Linked DNA regions of Homo sapiens: region 1 is linked to region 2. The links are chromatin contacts, found by Hi-C or POLR2A ChIA-PET in ENCODE. All regions are on one chromosome and are shown on one strand. Each heading gives the region's core, a stretch centred on a gene start or an enhancer-like site at or near the end of the contact. The rest is flanking DNA. Distances are from core to core; before and after follow the strand shown.

Region 1 (4,079 bases), core at 1,421-3,920, 200 kb after region 2:
CCGGTAATCCCAGCATTTTGGGAGGCTGAGGCGGGCGGATCCCTTGAGGTTGGGAGTTCGAGACCAGCCTGGCCAACATGGTGAAACCCCGTCTCTACTAAAAATACAAAAATTAGCTGGGCGTGGTGGTGGGCACCTGTAATCCCAGCTACTCAGGAGGCTGAGGCAGGAGAATCGCTTGAACCAGGGAGGCGGAGGTTGCAGTGAGCTGAGATGGTGCCACTGCACTCCAGCCTGGGCAACAAGAGCAAGACTCTATCTCAAACAAACAAACAAACAAAAAAACCAAAGAAACAAACAAAAAACCCAAAAAAAACACAACAAAAAAGCACAGTAATTATATTTTAAAATCTTCTGGGATACAACAGATTAGATTTCCAAGAAAGGGTTTGTTTGAATGACTCATTGTGCAGATAAAAATAGTTCTTCAGGGTGGGGTGTGGTGGCTCAAGCCTGTAATCTCAGCACTTTGGAAGGGCTACGTGGGTGGATCACCAGAGGTCAGGAGTTCAAGACCAGCCTGGCCAACATGGTGAAACCCCGTCTCTACTAAAAACACAAAAATTAGCTGGGTGTGGTGGCGGGCACTTGTAGTCCCAGCTACTTGGGAGGCTGAGGCAGGATAATCACTTGAACCCGGGAAGCAGAGGTTACAGTTAGCCCAGATCACACCATTGCACTCCAGCCTGGGCAGCAGAGTGAGACTCTGTCTCAAAAAACAAAACAAAACAAAACAAAACAAAAACCCTCAGGTGGAGTGAATGAGCCTAATTAATATTCCAGAAACAATTTTGACAAAGGTGGCATTACAGATTGAACTTTGTGTCTCCCCAGAAAAATACGTTGAGGTCCCAACCCCCAGTATCTCAGGCAGTGGCCTTATTTGGAAACAGGTGTTGCAGATGTAAATAGTTAAGATGAGGTCCTACCAGACGACAGTGGGCCCCTAATCCATGATGACTGCTGTCCTTACAGGAAGACAGCCAGGTGACGATAGAGACACAGGAAGAATGCCGCATAACAGCAACAGAAACGGAGATTAGGGGGATGCAGCTGGAAGCCCAGGGATGATGAGGATTGCCAGCAACCCACAGAGGCGAGGATGAGGCAAGGAGGAATTTGCCCTACAGGTTTCAGAGGGGACAAGCCCTATGCACACCTTGATCTTGAACTTCTGGTCTCCAGAACTGTGAGACAGTAAGTTTCCATTGTTTAAGCCCCGATCTGTCATACTTTGTTAGTGCAGCCCAAGCAAACTGATAGGGGCGATGTCTGCCCCTTCTTTGCTCTGCCCTCTGCCACCTGCCATGGCAGCCCCCCATGGCCCCTTCTCAGGTGGTGACCCCCTTCTCCTTGGTGGCACCCTCAATAATCCCCTATCCTGTGTCTGAAAATGGGCAATCACCTTTATTAAAGAAATGAGGCTTTTCTCACTCCCCGGCCATCTTAGCGGCTGCTCTTGGTTGGGGTCCGTCCTGCAGCTAAGGCGGGAATTTGGTGGCTGCAAAGAAGAAGAAAAAGCTCCTGGAGTCGATCAACTGTAGGTTCCAACTCATTATGAAAAGTGGAAAGTATGAGCTGGGGTACAAGCAGACTCTGAAGATGATTAGACAAGGCAAAGCAAAATTGATCATTCTCACTAACAACCACCCAGCTATGGAATGTTGGCCAAAACTGGTGTCCATCACTACGGTGGCAATAATATTGAACTGGGCACAGCATGCGGAAAATATTACAGAGTGGGCACACCGGCTATCATTGATCTAGGTGATTCTGACATCATTAGAAGCATGCCAGAACAGATTGGTGAAAAGCAAACCATGCAAAATTTTCCTTTAATAAAATTTGCCTGAGCTTGTTAAGAAAAAGAAAGAGAGAGAGACAGAGAGAGAGAGAAAGAAAGAAGAAAGAAAGAAAGAAAAGAAGGAAAGAAAGAAAGAAAGACGAGGGAGGGAGGGGAAGGAAGGAAGGAGGTGGGAGTTGGATGCAAGGAATGCGACCCTCAGGGACCCGCTTCGAACAGCCCATCAGACCCACTTTTGCCCTTCAAAGGAGGTTGAGAAGCTCCACTCTGTTGTCCATGCAGCTATTCCTGCTCAAGCTGCAGCTGGGACTTTTATAAGAAACTGCCTTTTAGAGCCGGGTGACATCCCACATGAAGAAACCAGGGCCGGTGCAGTGGCCCATGCCTGTAATCCCAGCACTTTGGGAGGCCGAGGTGGGAGGATCACTTGAATCTAGGAGTTTGAGACCAGCCTGGGCGGCATAGTGAGACCTCGTCTCTACAAAAAATAAATAATAAAAAAATTAGCTGGGCATGGTGGCACATGCCTATAGTCCCAGTTACTTGGGAAACTGAGGTGGGAGGATGGCTTGAGCCTGGGACGTGGAGGCTGCAGTGAGCCATGATCATGCCACTGCACTCCAGGGGGGTGACAGAGCGAGACCACTGTCTCAAAATAAATAAACAAGGAGTGCCACTTATTGTCACATTTGGATTTGTTTCTAACATCGTGCTGAGTTTGGTCACCCACCTCAATCACCTGATGTGACTTGAAACCACTTCTGGCTATTTCCAAAAATCAGCTCCGCACTGGGAGGGGTTAGGGCTGCCCTTTAAGGAAACATTAAAAGCTCAGTATCTTCCTTTGGTGGCTCCTTCAGGGGCGCTAGCTTCTGACTCATCAGCATCATTTTAGCTCTCTGAGGGTTCAGAAATAGAGGAAACAGCACTTCCTTTTGGTGAACGCCTTTGTATTATTTTATTTTTTCACCATGATACTGAAACTAGCTCATCCTGGGAGAGTCAAAGGAAGCTCATATGTTTTCCCTGAGCTGGGCTAAATTCCTGATTCTTCTAATAGGAAAGATCCAAAACTTCCCACGGAGTTTCCCCTCGTCTGCACTGAGTCACATACCTGTGGGCTTCGAGCTAACAGACCTTTTTTAATCAAAGAGAAGATGAAAAAGGCACCTTGCTTCTGTCCCATTTTTAGATCTTTTTTAGCCCCATTTCTTCTCTTTCCTTCCTCCATTTTTGGGTTTGTTTGGTTTCACGCCTGAATTAAATGTTAACAGGAGGAGCAAGTTTTATACATTGCCTGAAGTCATCATTGTCAGAGAAACAAATGCAATCTTTAGTGAGGCTAGCAATGGTGGGAAGAAGACGCGTGGGTTACAGCAAGCACAGTTACTAAAGCTTTTTGCATTGAGTAGCTGTGGGGTCCAGGGCTCCATCTCTCTGGCCCTCACTTGCTCATGAGCAAATAGAGGCTTCAGGTTGTAGCAGGTTGTCTCAAACTAGGGACGTATATTCAACAAACCTGCACCTTATTCAAATGTAGATTCTGATCCTTAGGTTCTGGGTGGGGCCTGAGATCCTGCACCTCTAACAAGCTCCCAGATGACAAGCATCCAAGATCACACTTTTCCTAGCTCTGGATCACACTTTTCCTAGCTCCTAGCAGAATCTCAGGCTCATCCCAGCCTCTTGAGCCAGAATTCAAATTTTCACAAGAGCCCCGATTCGTTCAGATGTGCATTAAAGTGTGAGAAGCCCACACTGGATCACTGAGGGAGGTCGCAGTTGCACCTGGGGAACCAGGAACCGTGGAGGCATGAGCCCATCCTGGAGACCCTGATTTAGTTGGTGGGGAGTGGCCTGGACATCGATTGCTGCCTATTCACAGTGGTTCTTGATTTTGCTGCCATTAACATCACCTGGGGAGCTCTGAAAGGCGTCCCCGTGATGTTAATAGGCAGCAAGATCGGGAACTACTAGGCTGCGGGTTCCTCAGGTTCTAATCTATGATGTCATTGGCTTTATCAGGGCAATTTTTCCTGGCCACATTAGGCAGGAGAGGTGCCTGTGCATCTCAGAAGTGTCTATGGAACTCTGCTTCTGAACTTCCCAGCACGCTCAAAACAGGACCTGGTTTACAGCAAAGGGCCAGCTCCTGGCAACATCATGAAACAAACGTACACTATCCTCTACCCAGGGTTCCCTTCAGCCTATAGGTGCCCGACGGCCCCTGCTCTGTGCTCCATCCTGACATCAGGAAACCCACGAATGGGAGAAA
Region 2 (4,275 bases), core at 809-3,308:
GGGCCTAGCAGGTCAGTCTATAAAAATCAGTTTTTGGCCGGGCGAGGTGGCTCACACCTGTAATCCCAGCACTTTGGGAGGCCAAGGCGGGGTGGATCACTTGAGGTCAGGAGTTCGAGACCAGCCTGGCCACCCACGCAAAACCTTGTCTCTACTAAAAATACAAAATTAGCTGGGTGTTGTAGCCCCAGCTACTCAGGAGGCTGAGACAGGAGAATTGCTTGGACCCAGGAGGTGGAGGTTCAGTGAGCCAAGATCGTGCCACTGCACTCCAGCCTGGGTGACAGAACAAGATGCTGTCTCAAAAAATAATAACAATAGTTTTCATCTTTCATCTCAGCATTCATTCGAGATTAATTCTGAAATTAGAAGCATGCTCTGCCTGACCCAGGTTGTCTGAAAACAACCTGTGGGTGTGTCCACTTCTATGCGAAAATAAGTAAGTAAAAGATTTGCAGCAAGTTAACCATTTTAAGATAAGAAGACGTAAATAACATAACTTTTTTCCACTTCCTGCTGGCAGCAGAAGAGCTAAGTAACAGAGAGAGCCTCCTTCACCTGTAACTCCTCTTCAGGAGGCAGGGAGCCACGGGAAAGGTGACCACGCTCCCTTCCCCACTCTAGCAAAGCTACTTCATGTGGATGGGCCTCTTTTGATATCCCTGGGCCTGAGCCCGGCCACGCTCTGCAGCTCACGCACTACACAACAGCGGCCAGAAGGTGGCGCCGGGGAGGCATCCACTCCCGACCGCCTTTTGCTAAATCGCGCAAAAGCATGGTCTGGACAAAGCATCTCTCAGCTCCATTGTTCCCAGAGGCAGCTGGCCACTGCCTTTTGAGTTTATGTCCTTTTGTGTTGTCCTAAGTCAATATTTAAAGGCGTTTTTAACTCTAAAAGTAGTTGAAAATACCACAATGAGGAACCATTAACCCAAGAAGGAATCATTAGTATAACTTTATGATCCACTTCAGATGGTCCCAGGCCTAACGATGGTTCCACTTTCATTTTTTGACTTTACAATGGTGCACAAGCGACACTCATTCAGTAGAAACTGTTCCCCAAGTACCCAGACAACCATTCTGTTTTTCACTTTCAGTACAGAATTCAATAAACTGCATGAGACATTCAAGACTTTATTATAAAATAGGCCTTGCGTTAGATGATTTTGCCCAACTGTAGCCTGATGCAGGTGTTTCGGGTCGGCCAGGTGAGGCTATGATGCTTGGTAGGTGAGGTGGATTAAATGCATTTTCGACTTGAGATATTTTCCATTTATGATGGGTTTATCAAGACTTAGCCCCATTGTAAGTAGAGGAGCATCTGCATTATTTTTAAAGGCTATATTTCCTATGTGTCTTTTTTGTTTTCGTTTATCTATTGGTCTGAATGCTTCTATATCATGAATTTAGCAAGCAGTTTCTATATACAGATATAATGTTATTTCATTGCTGTAGTAACTTTGGTTTGTTTTGGCCAAAAATGTATAAATTGCTATTTCGATTTTAGAGTGTGTTTTCCTTGGCTTTCTTTCCTTTTTTTTTTTTATTTTTTATTTTAAGAGACAAGGTCTCACTCCCTGTCATCCAGGTTGGAGTGCAGTGGTGCATTCACAGCTCACTGCAGCCTCAAACTTCTGGGCTCAAGTGATTCTCCTGCCTCAGCCTCCTGAGAGGCTGGGACCACAGGCATGTGCCAGTACACCCAAGTAATTTTTTTCTTTTTCTTTTGACAGAGTCTCACTCTGTTGCCTGGGTTGGAGTGCAGTGGCACAATCTTGGTTCACAGCAACCTCCACCTCCCGGGTTCAAGCGATTCTCCTGCCTCAGCCTCCTGAATATCTGGGACTACAGGCGCCCACCACCACGCCCAGCTAATTTTTGTATTTTTAGTAGAGACGGGGTTTCACCATATTGGCCAGGCTGGTCTCGAACTATTGACCTCATGAGCCACCCACCTCGGCCTCCCAAAGTGCTGGGATTATAGGCGTGAGCCACCACGCCCAGCCTTAAAATTTTTTATAGAGACAAGGTCTCTCTATGTTGCTTAGGCTGGTCTCGAACTCCTGGGCTCAAGCCATCTGCCCATCTTGGACTCCCAAAGTGCTAGGATTACAGGCGTGAGTCATCGCATCTGGCTGCCTTTGCTTTCTTTCTTAGTGTGTGTGCATGTTTGTGTACAGTTAGAGCAATTTGTATCTTGGAAAAATCAGTCTTTCTTTCTTTCTTTCTCTTTCTTTTTCTTTTTTTTTTTTTTTGAGACAGGGTCTTGCTCTGTCACCCAGGCTGGAGTGCAGCGGCATGATCATGGCTCACTGCAGCCTTGACCTTCTTGGGCTCAAGCGATTTTCCCACCTCAGCCTCCGGAGTAGCTAGGACTACAGGTGCACGTGACCACGCCCAGCTAATTTTTGTATTTTTTGTAGAGACAGGGTTTTGCCATGTTGTCCAGGCTGGTCTCGAACTCCTGAGCTCAAGTGATCTGCCTGCCTAAGCCTCCCAAAGTGTTGGGATTACAGGCATTAGCCACCACCAGAAAAATATTTTCATAGATGTTGCTCATAAAAATCTTGTGTGATATTGATCATCATTACATTAAAAAAACAAAAAAAGCTATCCCCTTCATCCTAGGTGAAGAAATGGAGAATTTAGATTAGGTGGCTTTCCCAAAGTCACACCACTGGGACCCAGACCTCTTGACTCCCGGTGACATCCTCTGGTTAACTGCATGACAAACCTCCACCTCTATTTTCAGATTCTTAAAACCCATTTCCATAAGATGGGCAGTCTTCACATTATTGGGGGTTGTGTTACACTGGATGGGGAGGCTTGTGATTGTTGTCACTCTTCCACCCCTCCCTTCTGCATGGAGTAAAAATGCACAAGGCAGATTTACCATAGACGGACACCCCTGCCCTGAATTCTGAGTATTTCATCATCAAATGATGGACAGCAGTTCCACCCCAGCAGAATCCCACGATGCCAATTTTCTGGGCATGACACTGTTGTTTCAGATACTTCAAGATAGCACTGATCTCTCTAGAACAGAAAGAAAAAATATTCAAGAATCAGGCTTATTTTGTGAACCCCTCAAAGAGCTGTGCTGATGATAACAGGGCTGTATCAGCAACTGTTTTTGAAGTTGCCAAGGTTTCTTCTTTTGGGAGCTCCACCCTTACTACCTCTGGCCCAACTGATGCATCATCCCAGCACATCTTCCTGCCAAGCCCAGCCCTCCTCCAACTGCCTGACAGCTGCAGGCAAGCTGGGCTCTTCCCAAAACATAGGTCCAACTGCCTCACTCCCAGCTGAGAGCTGAGCAGTCTTCCACAGCCTGGGGATGAAGGCCACAGCCCACAGCACGGTTCGTAAGACCCGAGTCCATGATCTGCTCCCTGCAGAGTGCCCCAGTCTTCTCTGTCCCCTGAGTCTCCCAGGAGAAGAGTCTCCTCTCTCCTCTCTCCCATGAGCAGCCATAACTATGGGCAGACGCCCAGACACTCTCTGACTTCACACGTTCACTCTCTCCCCAAAACTCCCCACTCTGCATTGCTCGTCTCCTCCCCCTGCCGCCCAGTGAAGCCAAATTTGGAACGCCATCAGGACTATTTCAGCCATGAGGGGACCAAGAATAGTGGCCCTTGTCTGGCAAATGATTCATGTGCAAACTGATTGTTTGGAACTCAGAATACATTTTCAACTAGAAGCAATGTACCAAAGTGGAGGTGGGCTGCACACGTATGTTTATTGTAGCACGATTGCAAAGATATGCAACCGAAGCGCCCATTGACCAATGAGTGGATAAAGAAAATGTGGCCTATATACACCATAGACTATACTCAGCCATAAGAAAGAACAAAATAATATCTTTTGCAGCAACTTGGATGGAGCTGGAGGTCATTTCTCTAAGGGAAGTAACTCAGGAATGGAAAACCAAATACTGTATGTTCTCACTTATAAGTGGAAGCTAAGCTATGAGTAGATTCACAGAGGCACATAGAGTGATATAATGGACTATGGAGACTCAGAAGGGGGAGGGTGGGAGGGTGTGAGGGCCAAAAAACTATATATTAGGTAAACTGTACACTACTCGGTGACAGATGCACTAAAATCTCTATTTTCATAGATGGTGCTCATAAAAATATTGTTTGATATTGATCATCATCACATAAAGAATGCTATCCCCGCTGGGTGCAGTGGCTCACGCCTATAGTGAGACCCCATCTCTATTTTATTTTAAAATTTTTAATTAATTAATTTCTTTTTTTTTTGAGATGG

Evidence for each region. A loop is a pair of places that touch in the nucleus more often than their neighbours do. ChIA-PET counts read pairs that join two places held with the same protein, here RNA polymerase II (POLR2A). Pooled maps may share reads with other maps.
Region 1: a map of naive thymus-derived CD4-positive, alpha-beta T cell shows a loop between it and region 2 (10-fold over the local background). The contact joins two enhancer-like sites. A Hi-C loop is called at or near these places in 1 of 168 maps with a recorded cell type or tissue (naive thymus-derived CD4-positive, alpha-beta T cell) and 5 of 50 pooled maps. POLR2A ChIA-PET finds 5 or more read pairs at or near these places in 2 of 52 experiments (MCF 10A and Panc1).

The regions. Positions count from the first base shown.
Region 1 is chr5:10,487,326-10,491,404 of GRCh38, forward strand. It overlaps the pseudogene RPL30P7. Among named protein-coding and RNA genes, the nearest start is that of MIR6131, 11 kb to the left of the region's middle. RefSeq lists an enhancer at 2,755-2,804. Within about 2 kb of position 2,671, at least 4 of the 41 ENCODE cell types and tissues checked have a DNase peak (open chromatin) inside an H3K27ac peak, as active enhancers do.
Region 2 is chr5:10,283,461-10,287,735 of GRCh38, forward strand. It overlaps CMBL (carboxymethylenebutenolidase homolog), which reads right to left. Exons shown (of 6, transcript NM_138809.4): 4 at 2,894-3,036. Among named protein-coding and RNA genes, the nearest start is that of CMBL, 22 kb to the right of the region's middle. RefSeq lists a silencer at 668-737 and an enhancer at 838-967. Within about 2 kb of position 2,059, at least 3 of the 41 ENCODE cell types and tissues checked have a DNase peak (open chromatin) inside an H3K27ac peak, as active enhancers do.